Regions from separate parts of the Homo sapiens genome. Here region 1 is linked to region 2. Evidence: chromatin loops called from intact Hi-C (ENCODE). Cell type or tissue: OCI-LY7. All regions are shown on one strand.

Evidence for each region. Peaks named below come from ENCODE experiments on the same cell type or tissue, not always from the same donor. Only the 100,000 strongest peaks of a DNase experiment are listed, where the experiment ranks them.
Region 1: it touches region 2 in a loop (7-fold over the local background); 3 of 110 quality-filtered maps call a loop at or near these places.

Annotation. Positions count from the first base shown.
Region 1 is chr3:47,363,300-47,371,299 of GRCh38, forward strand. No RefSeq gene overlaps it. Among named protein-coding and RNA genes, the nearest start is that of PTPN23, 14 kb to the right of the region's middle. RefSeq lists an enhancer at 1-247. In OCI-LY7, a CTCF peak has its summit at 7,922; no DNase peak of the experiment used is centred here.
Region 2 is chr3:46,919,625-46,927,624 of GRCh38, forward strand. It overlaps CCDC12 (coiled-coil domain containing 12), which reads right to left. Exons shown (of 7, transcript NM_001277074.2): 3 at 5,832-5,911; 4 at 3,983-4,044; 5 at 3,705-3,739; 6 at 2,612-2,688; 7 at 2,106-2,515. The coding sequence ends at 2,433. Among named protein-coding and RNA genes, the nearest start is that of PTH1R, 46 kb to the left of the region's middle. RefSeq lists enhancers at 5,011-5,512, 7,602-7,981. In OCI-LY7, CTCF peaks have their summits at 4,043 (motif pointing right) and 4,243 (motif pointing right); DNase peaks (open chromatin) are centred at 4,057 and 7,517; H3K4me3 peaks cover 2,258 bases; H3K27ac peaks cover 3,785 bases.

The DNA of each region.
Region 1 (8,000 bases), 440 kb after region 2:
TCCAGCAGTGGAAACGGGACTTTCCCAATTATCCCCATGGTAGATTTTTAAGGCCTGGGTGACAATCTCATAGCTCAACAGCACTGGGCCACCACTGTCAAGCCTGCCAACACTCACGCCCTCCAGGCCCCTGCCATTATCCCTTCTCTGATAGACTGCCACTTTTAGGAAGAAGAGATGTGTAACTTACTACTCTTTATATATAGATATTAGAATTCATCTCTTGAAATGATACACATTTTCTAACACCCCCAAAATGCCAGTAAGAATGATTAAAGGGCTGGGTGTCGTGGCACATGCCCATAGTCCCAGCTACTCCAGAGACAGAAGAGGGAGAATGCTTGAGCCCAGGAGTTCATCAGCCTGACCCCAACACAGCAAGAGCCCATCTCCACAAAAAATTAAAAAATTAGATAGGCATGGTGGCACACACCTGTAGTCCTAACTATTCAGGAGGCTGAGATGGGAGGAGTGCTTGAGCCTAGGAGTTAGAGGCTCAAGTGTGAGAACAGACACTCATAGCTCATGGCATAAGCTATGATCATGCCACTGTATGTATTTAAAAAAAGATTAAAGGTTGAGGGGATGGAAAATGGGATGGGATAGGAAATGGGGTGGGAAAAATAAAAATAAAAGCAGAGAGGGGGATTGCGCAGACCAAGGAAGATAGCATGTCAACCCACCCCCGATTAAGGCATAACTCCTTGTATATAAAATTAAGCACCAATCAACATCCTAACAATATCATTATTAGGGCATCTGAAAGAACGTTCACTAAAGTATGCTTATCTCTATGTTTCTTCTTTTAGCTTTTATTATTTGAAAACTTTCAAAATAATAAACTTTCAGTTTTACAAAAATAACAAAAGTATTTTAAAAATGCCCATGCGGAGTCTGCATTTTATTCCACAATACATCTGCAACTTTTTTTTTTATTTTTTTGAGGTAGGTCCTGCTCTGTCGCTCTGTAGCTGGGTGCTCTGCATCTGTAGCTACAGGCATGAGCCACCAAGCCTGACTAATTTTTTGAGGAGGCAAGGGTCTCACTATGTTGCCCAGTCTGGTCTCAAACTCCTGGGCTCAAGCAATTCTTCCACCTTGACCTCCCAAAGTGCTGGGATTGCAGGCATGAGCCACCATGCCTAGCCAGCTTTTTATTTTTTATTTTTTATTTTTTTTGAGACAGAGTCTTGCTCTATCGCCCAGGCTGGAGTGCAGTGGTGCCATCTCGGCTCACTGCAACCTCCACCTCCCGGGTTCAAGTGATTCTTGTGCCTCAGCCTCCCGAGTAGCTGGGACTACACGTGCCTGCCACCACACTGGGCTAATTTTTGTATTTTTAGTAGAGACAGGATTTCACCATGTTCGCCAGGCTGGTCTCAAACCCCTGACCTCAGGTGATCTGCCCGCCTCGGCCTCCCAAAGTGCTGGGATTACAGGAGTGAACCACTGCACCTGGCCAAATTATTATATTTTTTATGTTGAGTTGTCTATAAATGTTTTAACATTGAAATATTTTGTATTGGGCCGGGCGCGGTGGCTCACGCCTGTAATCCCACCACTTTGGGAGGCCAAGGAGGGCGGATCACGAGGTCAGGAGATTGAGACCATCCTGGCTAACATGGAGAAACCCCGTCTCTACTAAAAATACAAAAAATTAGCCGGGCGTGGTGGCAGGGCGCCTGCAGTCCCAGCTACTCGGGAGTCTGAGGCAGGAGAATGGCGAGAACCCGGGAGGCGGAGGTTGCAGCGAGCCAAGATTGCCCCACTGCACTCTAGCCTGGGTGACAGATCCGAGACTCTGTCTCAAAAAAAAAAAAAAGAAATATTTTGTATTAATATTTCCATGGTGGGGCAGAAACTCCAGTAAAATCAACCCTTTAGATGCTGCGGATGTGTTTGTTCAGGGACTGTGTACTCCCAATACATGACCCGCCGTCAGTTTGAGAAGCTTAGATTGTCCCCACCATTGACAGATGAGGAAAATGAGGCCCCTAGCCAGCTTTTTAAAATGTTCAATAGAACTCTTTTTATTGAGATAAAGTTTATGTACCATAAAATACGCCCTTTTAAAGTGTACAATTCAGAACATTGTCATCAGCCCCAAAAAGAAACTTTGTACCATTAGCAGTCATTCTCCCATGTTCCCCTCCTCTCAATCCCTGGCAACCAATCCACTCTGCCTTTATGGATTTGCCTATTTAGGACATTTCATGTAAATGGAATCGTGTTAATCTGTGGCATTTGGTGTCTGGCTTCTTACACTTACTTCGGTATTTTCAAGGCTCATCTATGTTCTGCCGTGTGTTAGTACTTCATTCCTTTTTATGGCTGAACTGTATTCTGTGGTATGAATAGTCCACATTTTATTTATTCATTCATCAGTTTATAGCCATTTAGGTTGTTTCCATGTTTTGGCTATTATGAATAATGCTGCTATGAATATTGATATATGAGTTTTTGTATGGAGATATGTTTTCAATTATCCAGAAATGTATAGCTAGGAGTAGAATTTCTGGGTTATATGGTAACTCTATGTTTAACTTTTTGAGGAACTGCCAAACTGTTTCCCACAGAGGCTGTGTCATTTTACATTTCCGCCAGCAATCTGGGAGGGTTCCAATATTCCCATACCCTTGCCAACATTTGTCTCTCTCGCTTTTTTTTTCTGAGACAGACTCTGTTGCCCAGGCTGGAGCGCAGTGGCTTGATCATGACTCATTGCAGCCTTGAACTCCCAGGTTCAAGCGATCCTCCACCTCAGCCTCTCGAGTAGATGGGACTACAGGTGCATGTCATGACACCTGGCTAATTTTTTTTTAATTAAAATTTTTTGTAGAGATGGGATCTCACTATGTTGCCCAAGCTGGTCTTGAACTCCTGGGCTCACATGATCCTCCTGTCTTGGCCCCCAAACTGCTAGGATTACAGCTGTGAGCCACCATGCCCAGTCTGCCCCTCTTTTTTTATTACAGCCATCCTAGTGTGTATGAAATGATATTTCACTGTGGTTTTGATTTGCATTTTCCTAATGGCTAATGATGTTGAATATCTTTTCTTGTGCTTATTGTCCATTTACATATCATCTTTGAGAAATGCCTATTCAAGTCCTTTGCACATTTTAAAATTATTATTATTACTATTATTTTTTTGAGACAGTCTCGCTTCGCCCAAGCTGGAGTGCAGTGGTGCAATTCCAGCTCACTTCAACCTCCACCTCCTGGGTTCACACAATTCTCCTGCCTCAGCCTCCCGAGTAGTTGGGATTGCAAGCGCCTGCTACCACACCAGCTAATTTTTGTATTTTTAGTAGAGACTGGGTTTCACCGTGTTGGTCAGGCTAGTTTCAAACCCCTGACCTCAAGTGATCCATCTGCCTCGGCCTCCCAAAGTTCTGGGATTACAGGTGTAAGCCATTGTGCTCAGCCAAATTATTATGTTTTTTTATTGTTGAGTTGTCCATAACTGTTTTAACATTGAAACATTTTGTATTAATATTTCCACGGTGGGGCAGAAACTCCAGTAAAATCAAGCCTTTAGATGCTGTAGCGTGTTTGTTCAGGGACTCTGCACTCCCAATATGTGACTCCCCATCAGTTTGAGAAGCTTAGATTGCCCCCAGCATTGACAGATGAGGAAAATGAGGCCTGTACAAGTTAGGAAACTGGCTGGGTGTAGTGGCTCATTCCTGCAATCTCAACACTTTGGGAGGCTGAGGCGGATTGCTTGAGCCCAGGAGTTCAAGACCAGCCTGGGCAACATAGCAAGACCCCATCTCTACAAAAAAATAAAAAATTAGCCAAGGGTGGTGGCATGCACCTGTAGTCCCAGTTACTCAGGATGCTGAGGTGGGAGGATTATTTGAGCCCAGGAGTTCAAGGCTCCAGTGAACTATGATTGCACCACTGCACTCCATCCTGGGTGACAGGAAGATCTTGTCTCTTAAAAAAAAAAAAGAAGAAAAAAAAATGTTGACCGGGTGTGGTGGCTCATGCCTCTAATCCTAGCACTTTGGGAGGCCAAGGCGGGCAGATCACCTGAGGTCAGGAGGTCGAGACCAGCCTGGCCAACATGGTGAAACCCCATCTCTACTACAAATACAAAAATTAGCTGGGCATAGTGGTGTGCGCCTGTAATCCCAGCTACTCAGCAGGCTGAGGCATGAGAATCGCTTGAACCTGGGAGGCGGAAGTTGTAGTGAGCCGAGATCACGCCACTGCACTCCAGCCTAGATGACAGAGTGAGACTCTGTCTCAACAACAACAATAACAACAAAAGTTAGGAAACGTGTTCAAATTACACAGCCAAGTCTTATGTAGAATAGTGGGAAACTGGGGAGATTTACCTGGAGGAGAGGAGCAACAAGGTTTCAGTTCCCGGCTCTTGAAAGGCTGCGACAAACAAGACAACCAGAATGTTTTTGTGGCCTCAGAGCCAGAATCAGAGATTGCACTCTCAGAGGGAGACATGTCAATGGGAAAGGCCTCCTGACAACAGCTACAGCCTAGCATGACGGAGGCGGCTTGGGAAACATTGAACTATGTCTGGACAATCCACTGGCAGGAAAATCATAGGAAACTGTAGGGGCCATCTGATGCTTGGCCTCTTCGGCATCTATTTCCCCTACCTTTTTTCCCTTCGAATAGGGCCTCAATTTCCTTTTGAGGATCTGCATGGTTCTAGGAGTGGAACTTAGAGTAACTAGACTTAGCCGAAGTCTACCAGTGCCTCTCATCCCTCCATTAATGTGGTTCAGGGTATGCATGTGATTAGCTGGTCCAATTAGAATACATCTCAAAACTTTTGGTGGGAACACAGAACACTTTCTCTTTCTTTCTTCCTTCCCTCCCCTCCCTCTCTTCTTCTTCTTCTTTTTTTTTTTTTTTTTTTTTTTTTGTTTTTGAGACGGAGTTTTGCTCTGGTTGTCCAGGCTGGAGTGCAGTGGTGCGATCTCGGCTCACTGCAACCTCCACCTCCTGGGTTCAAGCGATTCTCCTGCCTCAGCCTCCCGAGTAGCTGGGATTACAGGTGCCTGCCACAACACCTGGCTAGTTTTTTTGTATTTTTAGTAGAGACAGGGTTTCGCCATGTTGGGCAGCCTGGTCTTGAATTCCTGACCTTGGGTGATCCGCCCACCTCGGCCTCCCAAAGTGCTGGGATTATAGGCATGAGCCACCATGCCTGGCCTGCCTGCCTGCCTTCCTGCCTGCCTGCCTGCCTTCCTTCCTTTTTTCTTTCTCTTTCTTTCCTCCTCCTCCTTCTTCTTTTTCCTCTTCTTCTCTGTCTTTGTTTCCTTTCTTCTCTCTCTCTCTCTCTCTCTCTCTTTCTTTTGAGACAGACACTCTGTTACCAAGGCTGGAGTACAGTGGCAAAATCCTAGCTCATTGTAGCCTCAACCTCCCAGGCTCAAGCAATCCTTCTGCTCAGCTTCCTGAGTAGCTGGGACTACAGGCATACACCACCACACCCAGCTAATCTTTTTAATTTTTTGGTAGAAACAGGGTATCACTATGTTGCTCAGGCTGATCTCAAACTCCTAGGCTCCAGCAGTCCTCCCACCTTGGCCTCATAAACTGCTGGAGTTACCAGTGTGTGCCACTGCACCAGACCAAGGTATTTCCTGCTCCTTGGAAATAATAAGGGAGCCTGACTAGATGTGACAAAGACGACATCTTGGATATGAGGTGGGCTGCCCTTAAAATGAGATCAGCAGCACAGAAGGCACAGAGGAGAGAGAGAAACAAATCCTTACTGATATCGCTGAGCTGCTGGGTCACACTTTGCCTGAAGGTGGAGGGGGCCTCTGGAGTTTACTGTTTAAACTAGTTTGAGTGGGCTTTTCTGTTACTGGCAACATGAATGCAATAAATATAGGGCTCAGGCATCCAATGGAGAGGGGTGGGGACAAAACCTTGTAGCCTTTATGATCCTGTCAATCCCTAAGCCTCTATAACATGTCCAAAGACTTGAGGTTGGAAGGCAGTAGTCAGTCTTGGGAACTCAGGTGGGAGGCTCTCAAGTAGAAGAAAGGTGTTTTTGATAGGTAGACTTTACAGGGTATAAGTTCAAATGATCAAACTCCGTTATAGCTACATGAAAACCCTTCAATAACCTATGCTTGATAATCAACCCAGAGCAGCTTCAGGGTACAGCTGTATAAGCCCCTCCTCTGCTCCAGGGTCCCATAGATCTGGGTTCAAATCCCACCTCTGCCGCTTCCCCACTGCTTCTTAGTCAATCTCTCTGGGATTCAGTTTCTTCATCTATAAAGCAGACAGAAAGCTAATATGGGCAACCTGGGCCAGTGTGGGAGGTAGGGGAAGCTTCAGGTATGGTGGCTTTTGCTGCAGTCATGGCGCAGAGATGCACTGGAGACCCTTATCAAACACAGAGCTCTTACCCCTGCCAAGCATAGACAAGGGGACTACCATTAACTCGATTTTGCAGATGAGGAAACAAAGGCACTGGGAGGTTAAGAACGGGACGCAGGCCGGGCGCGGGGGCTCACGCCTGTAATCTCAGCACTTGGGGAGCCAAAGCAGGTGGATCACTTGAGGTCAGGAGTTCGAGACCAGCCTGGCCAACATGGTGAAACCCCGTCTCTACTAAAAATACAAAAAAAAAAAAAAAATTAGCCGGGCGTGGTGGCGAGCACCTGTAATCCCAGCTACTCAGGAGGCTGAGGCAGGAGAATCACTTGAACCCAGGAGATGGAGGTTGTGGTGATCTGAGATCACACCACTGCACTCCAGCCTGGGCAACAAGAGTGAAACTCCATCTCAAAAACAACAACAACAACAACAACAAAAACAGGACCCAGGCACAGAGCTGGTAAGTGGAGGTGCTGGGGATCCACCCCAGGGTAGTGTCACACACCCAGGCTGCTCTGCTCGCAGTCAGAGGAGGAGCGGCAGTCAGAGGAGGAGCGGCAGTCAGAGGAGGAGCGGCAGTCAGAGGAGGAGCGGCAGTCTGATGTTGGTTTGGCTGCTGGGGCCTGAGCTGCAGAAGGCGAGGGCAGGATTCCAGGCACCCAGGAAGAGCTTTCTCCGAGACCCACCCACATGGGACTTGACCCTGGGGCCTGAGGTTGGGTGACAGCTGGAAGGTGCAGAGAGCCGGAAGTGGATTCCCCTACCTCACCCTGGGAAAAGTCTTCACCTGCAGGAGATGAAAGATCCCTTTCAGGTGAGTGGTTCCGCTCCACAGTTATTACTTCCATCTTCTCCGCACAGAGCCAGCACTACAGGCAGCTGAGACCTGTGACTCCTTTTGGATGTCCCCAAAGCCTCTACACCTCCCTTGAGAAGATGGCTGAAGCAAAAAGCTTTCACAAGGGCTGAAGAACTGTGATGAAAGAACCCTGGTGGGCCTGTGTAAGCCCCGGACCTCAGTGGCAGCTTCTCTTTGCTATAATGAAGTAGCCAGGAGGCGGGCACAGATTCTAGGAACCCTTGCCTAAGCGGCCTGCACAAGTCGAATGGGGTGAAGAAAGCGGCTGTGGCCACAGTGGGGCCACATGGGGCACCACCTGATGTTCCAAAACCCAAATGGTGGATACAAGTCACTCTATTACCCATGGAGACAGAGACCTTGACTAGGAAGGCTTTGCATCTGAGAGTCCCACAGGTGATCCCAGTCCTGACCCAGTGGCTTTGGCACCCTCAAGAGGGTGCTGCCCAGCCAGCCTGCAGGGTCTCACTGCAAAGGCGAGGATGTCTCAAAGTTCCACCATGTTCTGCTGTGCTGTAGCTCACTGCCTGGCACCAGACAACCTCGGAGGGTGTACCTGGGCAATCCCGAAGGCCCCATCCGCCCCGGAGGCCCTTCCTTCCTTTCAGTGGCCTGAACTTGGGAGTTTGTACCAGCCAGGAGAGGAATAAATTCTCCATTGCTACCTTTCCTTTCACAGACACTGGTACCAAAGGGCCACTTGCATAAGAATTAAATCTGGTCCTGAGCAACAAAAAGCCCTGATTTTAAATATGTGGGTGTGTTTTTGT
Region 2 (8,000 bases):
TCGCCTGAAGTCAGGAGTTTGAGACCAGCTTGGCCAACATGGTGAAACCCCATCTCTAGTAAAAATACAAAAATTAGCTGGGCGTGGTGGCACGCATCTATAATCCCAGCGACCTGGGTGGCTGAGGCAGGAGAATCACTTGAACCCGGGAGACAGAGGTTGCAGTGAGTCTAGATGGTGCCACTGCACTCCAGCCTGGGCGACAGAGTGAGACTTTGTCTCGGAAAAAAAAAGAAGTGGTTGGCCATTCTTTCTTCAGGTACCTTCTTTCTCTGGTTTCCTTTTCTTGGAACTCCTGTCATCTATAGGACAGGTATCAGTATAACAAGGTTCTCAAGCTACCCTCCATCTCGCCCTCTTTATCTCTCACTGCCACCTTCTCATGACCGTCTCAGCTTTAACTTCCAATTTACTAATCCTTTCTTGGACTGTAAGTTAATACTTAGCTCTCTGGTGAGTTTATTTTAAGAGCTGTATTCTTTCTTTCCAAAATTTCTAATCAGTTCTTTCTTATGTCTAATCTCTGTTCTTAAGGATACCACACGCTCTTTTATCTCTCTGATGTAAAAACAAATGCTCATTTTTAAAACCTTGTAGGCTGTTACTATTTCAGTTTCCTTGGGTATAAATCCTCCCACCTGGGTTACTGGTCATTCTTTAAGGCATTGGATTTTCTCGTGTATTTTGTAAATTTTGTTTGAGTACTCATGATGCATGGTACTTTGTTTTTCCTTCTAGGACAACACCCAGGGTCATGAAACCAGAAGCACATCTTTCATTAGCTCTGGGACTGTCGTACTGGGGGATAACCCTACTCTAGTCCCAGAGCTGATGCTGAGTGGCAGCTTAGTTGCCAGTCACCAGGTATCCAAGTCCTTCAACTGCTACAGACACGGATCCTGTTTCCAGCTGCAATCCCAGGAGACGCAGGGAGTCTTTTCACCCTTTTGTTCATAGGAAAAAAAGCCCAGCTCCAGTTTTACCAACTGGACAGACGGAGCCTGGCTCCAGTCCTGCATGTACCCCTGGACCTAGGAAATACTGGAAGGGTTTCTGCCCCATGTGGGAGTCAGGGTCTTGGTCTTGTCTTACTACTCAATGCAGAAGGTGGCCAGCTACCACTTTAGCCCTCACCCACAGCTAGAAGTTTCTGTTTCTTTTCCACACAGGAATTACCTTCCAAGAATAGTTGCATAATTTTAACTTAAAGGGTTTTTCATTGGTTGTGAGCGTGCTGGTCTCTGTGTGCACAAACCCACTCTGCCTCTATGACCAGAGTGCTTGGCACTGTCCGCCAGAGATGGGCCATTGTGTTTCTGGAATACTGCGGAGAGGAAGAACACACTAGATGGCTTAGGGCAGAGGCAGAAGGCTCAAGGAGAAATCCCAAAGGAAACTCAAGGGTGTAAGCATCCTGGAGGAGATGCAAGTCCAGCTGGCCACCGGTACTGCAGTCAGAGATGATGCAGCCAGCCAGGTACTCTGGAGAGTCAGTTCCACAGAGAAGGCTCATGTCCTAAAGCCAGAACCTTGGAGATCTAGGGTCCACAACCACACCTGAAACCCAGCCTACAACGTCCCCATCTCTAGCAGAATGGGCCACCCCTCCCATGCAGGGTCTCTGTCCTAGGGGAGCCACAGTCTAGCTCTGACTGGTGGAGTAGGGAGAGAGGCCGCCTGGGGCTGGGGAGAGTGGGGAAAGCAGTGCCAGCGGCATCAAATCTGGAGTGGCCCTGAGTTGGGGCTTGCCAAGGCCCAGTCTCTCTCACACTGAGGATCCCCAGAGGACCAGGGTGGGAGCCTCTCCAGCTACTCCATAGACTACTACAAGGCCTAGGTCTGGGGGAGGTCTTAAAAGGACTTTCTCAGACCCTGTCTCTATCACCCAAGGATCTTGAGATGACCAGCACTGACCATGGACTGGGCCAGGACTTGGCCGCAGAAGGCAGCCCTGAGTGTTTCCCACCCCTCCGGCCTCAACATGCCCAGCCCAACACAGGGGTTATTCATACATATTAAGTACCAGCTCTGCAGTCACCCTGTCTCCATCCTGTGGAGCCCAAATCCACTGCACCCTCAGACCTAGGAAATATCTGACACATTTCTGCCACACACAGGGGTTTACTTGTTTCTATTTCCAGATTTTTTTTTAGAAAGTTCAAAATATATACATATATACAGACATATGTACATCCACATGTGCAGACACAGGCACGCCCAGAGTTGTTGCTGGTTCTGCCTCCATTCAGAATGGCAGGGGCCACCCAGCAGACAAGGAGCTGACCTCATCCATGGGGGTTTCAGACTTGATGGGCAGGGAGTCTCTGCTCAGAAGCCAAACTGGAGGTGATGGCAAGCCTAGCCCCCATCCCTGCCCAAGACCATCCTCTGCAGGACAGGCCTGATGGGCGAGTGGTGGGGCAGGGCATGCCTCAGTCGGAGTCACAGGTCTTTTGTTCGGTGGCAGCATCCACTGCAGAGGCTAGGCTGTCTTCCTGGCCTTTCAGCCTTTCACCTGGGATGGATGGCAGACAGAAGGGGTGGGGAGGGGCCCGGTGCTTGGGCCACCACCCAGTGGGCAGGACCCCACCTTCCCAGGCACTGCACTTACGGATCAGCTCGGCAATGGCCCTCTGAGTCCGCTTTTTTAGTTTCTCCAGCTTCTTGGCCACATCTCTCTTGAGGTCCCTGGAGCAGGGAGGCAGGGAGAAGCAGGAAGGTGAAGGCTGGCCTGATGTGGCATTGGGTCCCCTCCCCTCTTGCAGCCCTCTGGCATTAGGAGTCATGCTCGGTTGCTGGAGGGGGCTGCCCTGGGGAAGAGGCCAGGACATTCCCCTTCTGTACCCTCCGAAACCCAGCATAAACCATCATTCCCTGTCCCACTGAGGCAGGGGGACTAGCATCACAAACCCACCCAACACAAGGGACTGAGCTAAGGCAAAGGTGGATGGTTTCTCAGAGACCCTCTCTTGCTCTGGTCCTCTGGTCACCATCAGGGAGTGACTTGCTCCTGCCCACTGTGGGCCCTGCTCCTCCTCCAGCCACCGGCCCAGCCCCTCCACTGTGGGCACCCAGAAGTGCACAAGCACTCAGCCCATTCTCTCTGGCTCTGGGTTTCCCAGGACATATGCCCCATGCTTTTGTTTCATCAAATTAAAACAGCTGGTGTTAACTCGACCAAGAATCAGGCGAGAGGGATATAGCTCTACCTCCGGCTCAAGGTGAAGACAGACACAAGCCTCCCGGCCCACAGCACCCTCTCTCCCACTCTCTCTCAGCCTAGCAAGAAGGATGACGACCTCCATTTCACAGAGGAGGAAACCAGGGCCAGAGGGAACAAGCTATGGTGGTAGAACAGGAACAGAAAACTGTGTCTGCCCTTCCCTCCACTCCTGGCCCCCAAAGACAGCGGTTGGCCTTGCTCAAATGGGAGCTCTGGAGCAGATGGGCTCTCAACCTCTCAGGAGGGCCTTCATGAGGGGCCTGCTGCTCCCCGCGCCTGAGCCCCACTCCATCACTCCCCTCTCATCCCACCACTTATGTCCTCCTCAGCACTGGTTTCCAACAGTAGCTATCTCGTGTAACTCTATGTCTGTACTGCCAGTCTCTGCACTGTGACGGCAGGAAGGGCCAAGCCCCAGGCCCATGCTGGCACCAAGAGTCCCCGAGTCAGCCTGCACCCGCCACGCACGGGCAACACTCACCAGTCAGGCTTCCGAGGAGCGAGGTTGGCCAGGTCCTGGGAAGGGAGGAGACACACATCAGGGTGGAGGGGCCACCCCAGGACAAGGGGGAGGGCAGGCTCGAGAAGGAGGGAAATGGGAGAAAGAGGAGGAGGAAGGAGAGGGACGAGAGCAAAGGGGCTGGTGGGAAGGGAATAAAGAAGTGACGAGAAGGAATGGGGGGCAGAGGGAGAGCAAGTGGCGAAGAGAAACAGGACACACAGAAGCAGCGAGGATGCCAGGGTGGTCCAGGCACTCACCACCTCCTCGATGACGGGCTCGGGCTTGGCGGCCTCCAGCTGCTCCTTCACCTTCTCCTCCACTAGAGGGTGCAATTAAACAGAGAAGGCCTGTGGAAAACGCGCTGCCACTCTGCAGGGACACTGCCTACCGTGGCCCCCAGGGAGAGACGGGACCCCAGGCTTCCTTGCTCCCACCTCTGTGTGGCCCGCAACCAGCCAGAGGTGAAGACCCTGCAAAGGCAGCTCTGGAGGAGGGGCCTGGGTTTCCCAGGATGAAGCATTCCCCACAGGCCAAGAATGGGACAGCAGGAGGCAGCCAGCCACAGTCAGTCAGGAAGCATGGATGCTGACAATAACTACAAGACCAGAGAGCTGCCTGGATACATACAAAGTGAGGACTGGCTTCTCACATAATCCCAGGGCTCCTGGGCTCTGAGGATGTCCTCTGGGTCCCGGCCTAGCCAGAGCCACAGGTGGCTTTTCCTCCATCCCACCTCAGGTGTATGCTCCCAAGACCAGGGCACAGGCACCTCCCAGCTCCTCCAAGCTACTGCCAGCATAGTGGGCCTCTGAGCAATCTGACTAGGAGGGTCCTGCCCCTTGGGGACAAATGGCAGAAGCACTAACAACTCTGGGCTCTGTGGGCTTCCTCCAACCCCTGGCATTCAGTGGGCCCATGAGTGCCCTCCTGCTCTGCCTCACCTCCCTCCAGATACAGATGAGAGTTGAGGGCTTCCCCTGACCTGGGCAGTTCCTCACCTCTCTGTCCTGCCTACTATCCCCCAGTGCACCATTACCCTACCAGGTGGGGCCCAAACTACAAAGCAAATCACGGGGAAGTGTCTGGATTTCAGGGATGAAGGAAGTGGGGAAGCAGACCGGGATGTGGCCAAATGGGCAACACTTTACTTTTTCCCAAGATAAATGTATTTATTCACTTGTTACTTATGCAATTCAAAAAAAGTTGATAACAAGGCAAGGCACAGTGGCTCACACCTGGAATCCCAGCACTTTGGGACGCCAAGGCGGGTGGATCACTTGAGGTCAGGAGGAGTTCAAGACCAGCCTGGCCGACATGGTGAAACCCTGTCTCTACTAAAAACACAAAAATTAGCCAGGCGCAGTGGCACACACCTGTAATCCCAGCTACTCAGGAGGCTGAGGTTACAGTGAGCTGAGATTATGCCACTGCACTCCAGCCTAGGCGACAGAGCGAGACTCCATCTCAAAATAAAATAAAATAAAATAAAATAAATAACAAACATAAAGAATTAAAATGGGGACCCTCCAGGGCAAGGGCCCAGGGATCCGCAGGACTAAGAAACTTCCTGGCATGAGTGGTGTGGACGGCCAGAAGCTCCTGGTGGCTGTGCTGTTCCCACGCCATGGCAAGAGTCTAGGCAAGCCCTGGGCCAGGCCCTCTCCCCTGCCTCAGTGCTCCACACTGCCCGTCCACTGCTGTGTGTGGCTGAATGACTGGCCCCTGTCTCTGACCCACCCAGGGCCCACAGGACCCATCACCCTGCCCTGCTGCCCAAGGGCCCCATGACCACATCCACTTCTCAGCCAGGAGTCCTCTGAGAGGATGTGGCCTTTTTCAAACCCCACTCAGATCCCTGGGAGGCCTCGGTCTCAGGGTGTGAGCAGGACTGAGAAGGCACAAGAGGACTCTTCAGTGCCCCGACAGCCTCTGCTGCTGCCGAAGGCCGACTGTGTGCATCTGCCATGAGATGGTAACAAAGGGTCCTGCCTGCAGGCCCAACTCCTGTCCTGGTACTGCTGGTTATTCTCAGAGAGCAAAGCCTGCTGAGGTGGAGGGTGGCTGACAGTGCCAGGAAGCAGAGGTGGAGAGGGACAGCTTGCTTACCTGCAACCGGTTTGGCCTGGGGCACCCTCCTCTTCTTCAGGTCCTCATCCTCCGGGACATAGTTCCGCAGCCTAAGTTCCCTGCAAGAATAGAGGGAACAAGCAGAGATGAAGTCAGTGTGTGACATGGTCTCATTCATTCATTCATACAATTTGCATAGCCCGTGAATTCCTGAATTTCCTCTGCACTCTCTGGAGATAGCCTGGTAAGGAGGAGAAGCACAGAATGGAGTGTCATCAGGCAGGCCCCTTGGCACCGTCCCCTGCCACTTAGCGGGACTGGCTGCCCTCCAGAGGCCCTGTCTACTCTGTTGGAGTACGGTTCTCTTCCAGAGCTGGGCCAAGGACGCCTAGGGAGCATTCACAGGGTGTCTCTCCTGGATCATCCCATTTGACAGATAAGGGGACTGGAGGTCAGAGAGACTGTACCCTTTTCATAGGATCACACAGCAGTGGCTGCACATCTTAGCTCAAGGCAATGTATAACTCCCAGCCAGGGCTAAAGCTCCTAGGCTGAGTGATTCCCAAAAGAGAAGGCCAGTGGTCACCCACAAATTCCCCAAGTCTGGCCCCTCTTCAGAGCCTTCCTGCCCTGGGGCTCATGCCATGGAATACGCCTCAACTACTTAGAGAAAAGCATCTGGGTGTGCTGGGCCAGGGGCATGTGGCAGTGAGGAGTGACATGTGGACAGAGAAGCAGGTGCTGGAGGGCTCCAGAGGGGCGTGGCTGCCTACAGCTGTGGGAATGTGGAGGGGAGACACTCCAGGAGGAGGTGGCGCCTGGGCCTGCAATGACGCGGACAGGGTCAAGGCACAAAGCACACGAGAGGCTGACTCAGCTCCAAGACTGTTGAGAGTGGCCAGTGAGGGCTGTGAAAATAGGCATGACCATGTGCAAGGCTGGGAAGGCCACAGTCCACCAGGACAGCAGTGAGAACTGAACAGCCCCAAAGGCCTCCATGAAGAGAGAGGAGCCACAAGGGGCCAGAATCTCCCGGCAGGAGCTGCGGCTAGCTACTATGTTTTTATGTTCTTCCTGCCTCAGTCTTTTCAGGCAGGGGTGGCTGAACCAAGAACTCACTGGGGTCCTCTCTGGCTCAGGGGCTCATCAAATCCTAGCCCCACACACACAGAAGCAGGCTCCCAGGAAAATGTGTCCCTGGTAACTCCACAGGGCGGCAGGGCGAGAGGTCCTGGGGGCTGCAGGGTCTAAGAAAGGCAAGGCAGAGGCAGTGGGACAGACCCCTAGCCCCAGGGGATGCAGGAGTGGCCCCTCAGATGCTGGCCAGGTGAGACTAGGCCGCAGGTCCTCCTCCTTCCCCAGTACCTCTTTCGGTTCTTGACCAGTGGTCCCTCAGAAAAGTCCTGGGCCTCTAAGGCAGGAAACAATTTCCCAACAGGCCTCCCACAGTCTGCCATCTCCCAAGCCCTCTGTCTGGACCAGGTAAAAGTGCTGCTGACTTCCTCAGGCCCTGCAAAAGCAAGCTTTCCCAGAGGCAGGGGTGTCTGTGGCTACACAGCTAGCAAGCGGCAGTGCTTTGGACTCAGGGGCTTTCAGATGCTATTCACTCTCCTATTTAAGGGCTCCACCTGCTTCCTGCCCCCAGCTTACTTACCATCTCCTTCCTTCCTGCCAGGGCCCCTGAGCCTGGAGCCTTGGGGCTGGGCTGAACCACTGCGGGCGATGGGGCAGTACCAGCATAGCCTGTGTGGAGGAAGCCCACCTGCACTCCCAGAAGGCCCAGAGATACCCCACCCCGTCCCCCATCCTTGAACACCTGCCTCGGGCCTGGAGGTACATGTCAGGTCACAGAGGTACAGGGAGACAAAGTGGGGCATGACTGGGTGCAAAGGCTTTCGTTCACAACAGGGTGGGGAGAAATGAGGAAGAGAAACTGGGTGTGGGAAGAAAACTGCAGGGATTAGTAAGAAAAAAAACTGTCGCTTTCAGAAACGGTCTCCAGGGTTCTGTGAGAAATCAGAAGGAGAGAGGAGAGGCCACAGGGAACTGTACCCAGAACTCACAGCAGCAACACGCACCCATGCCTCCAGACCCACCCACTGCCCGAGGCTTCAGAAGGCCAACTGGAGGAGTGAACCAGAAGCAAGAGGCGGGAGCAGAGCCTTGCGCCCACTGTGCCCTGCCACCCCCAGAGCGGAGCACTGGCCA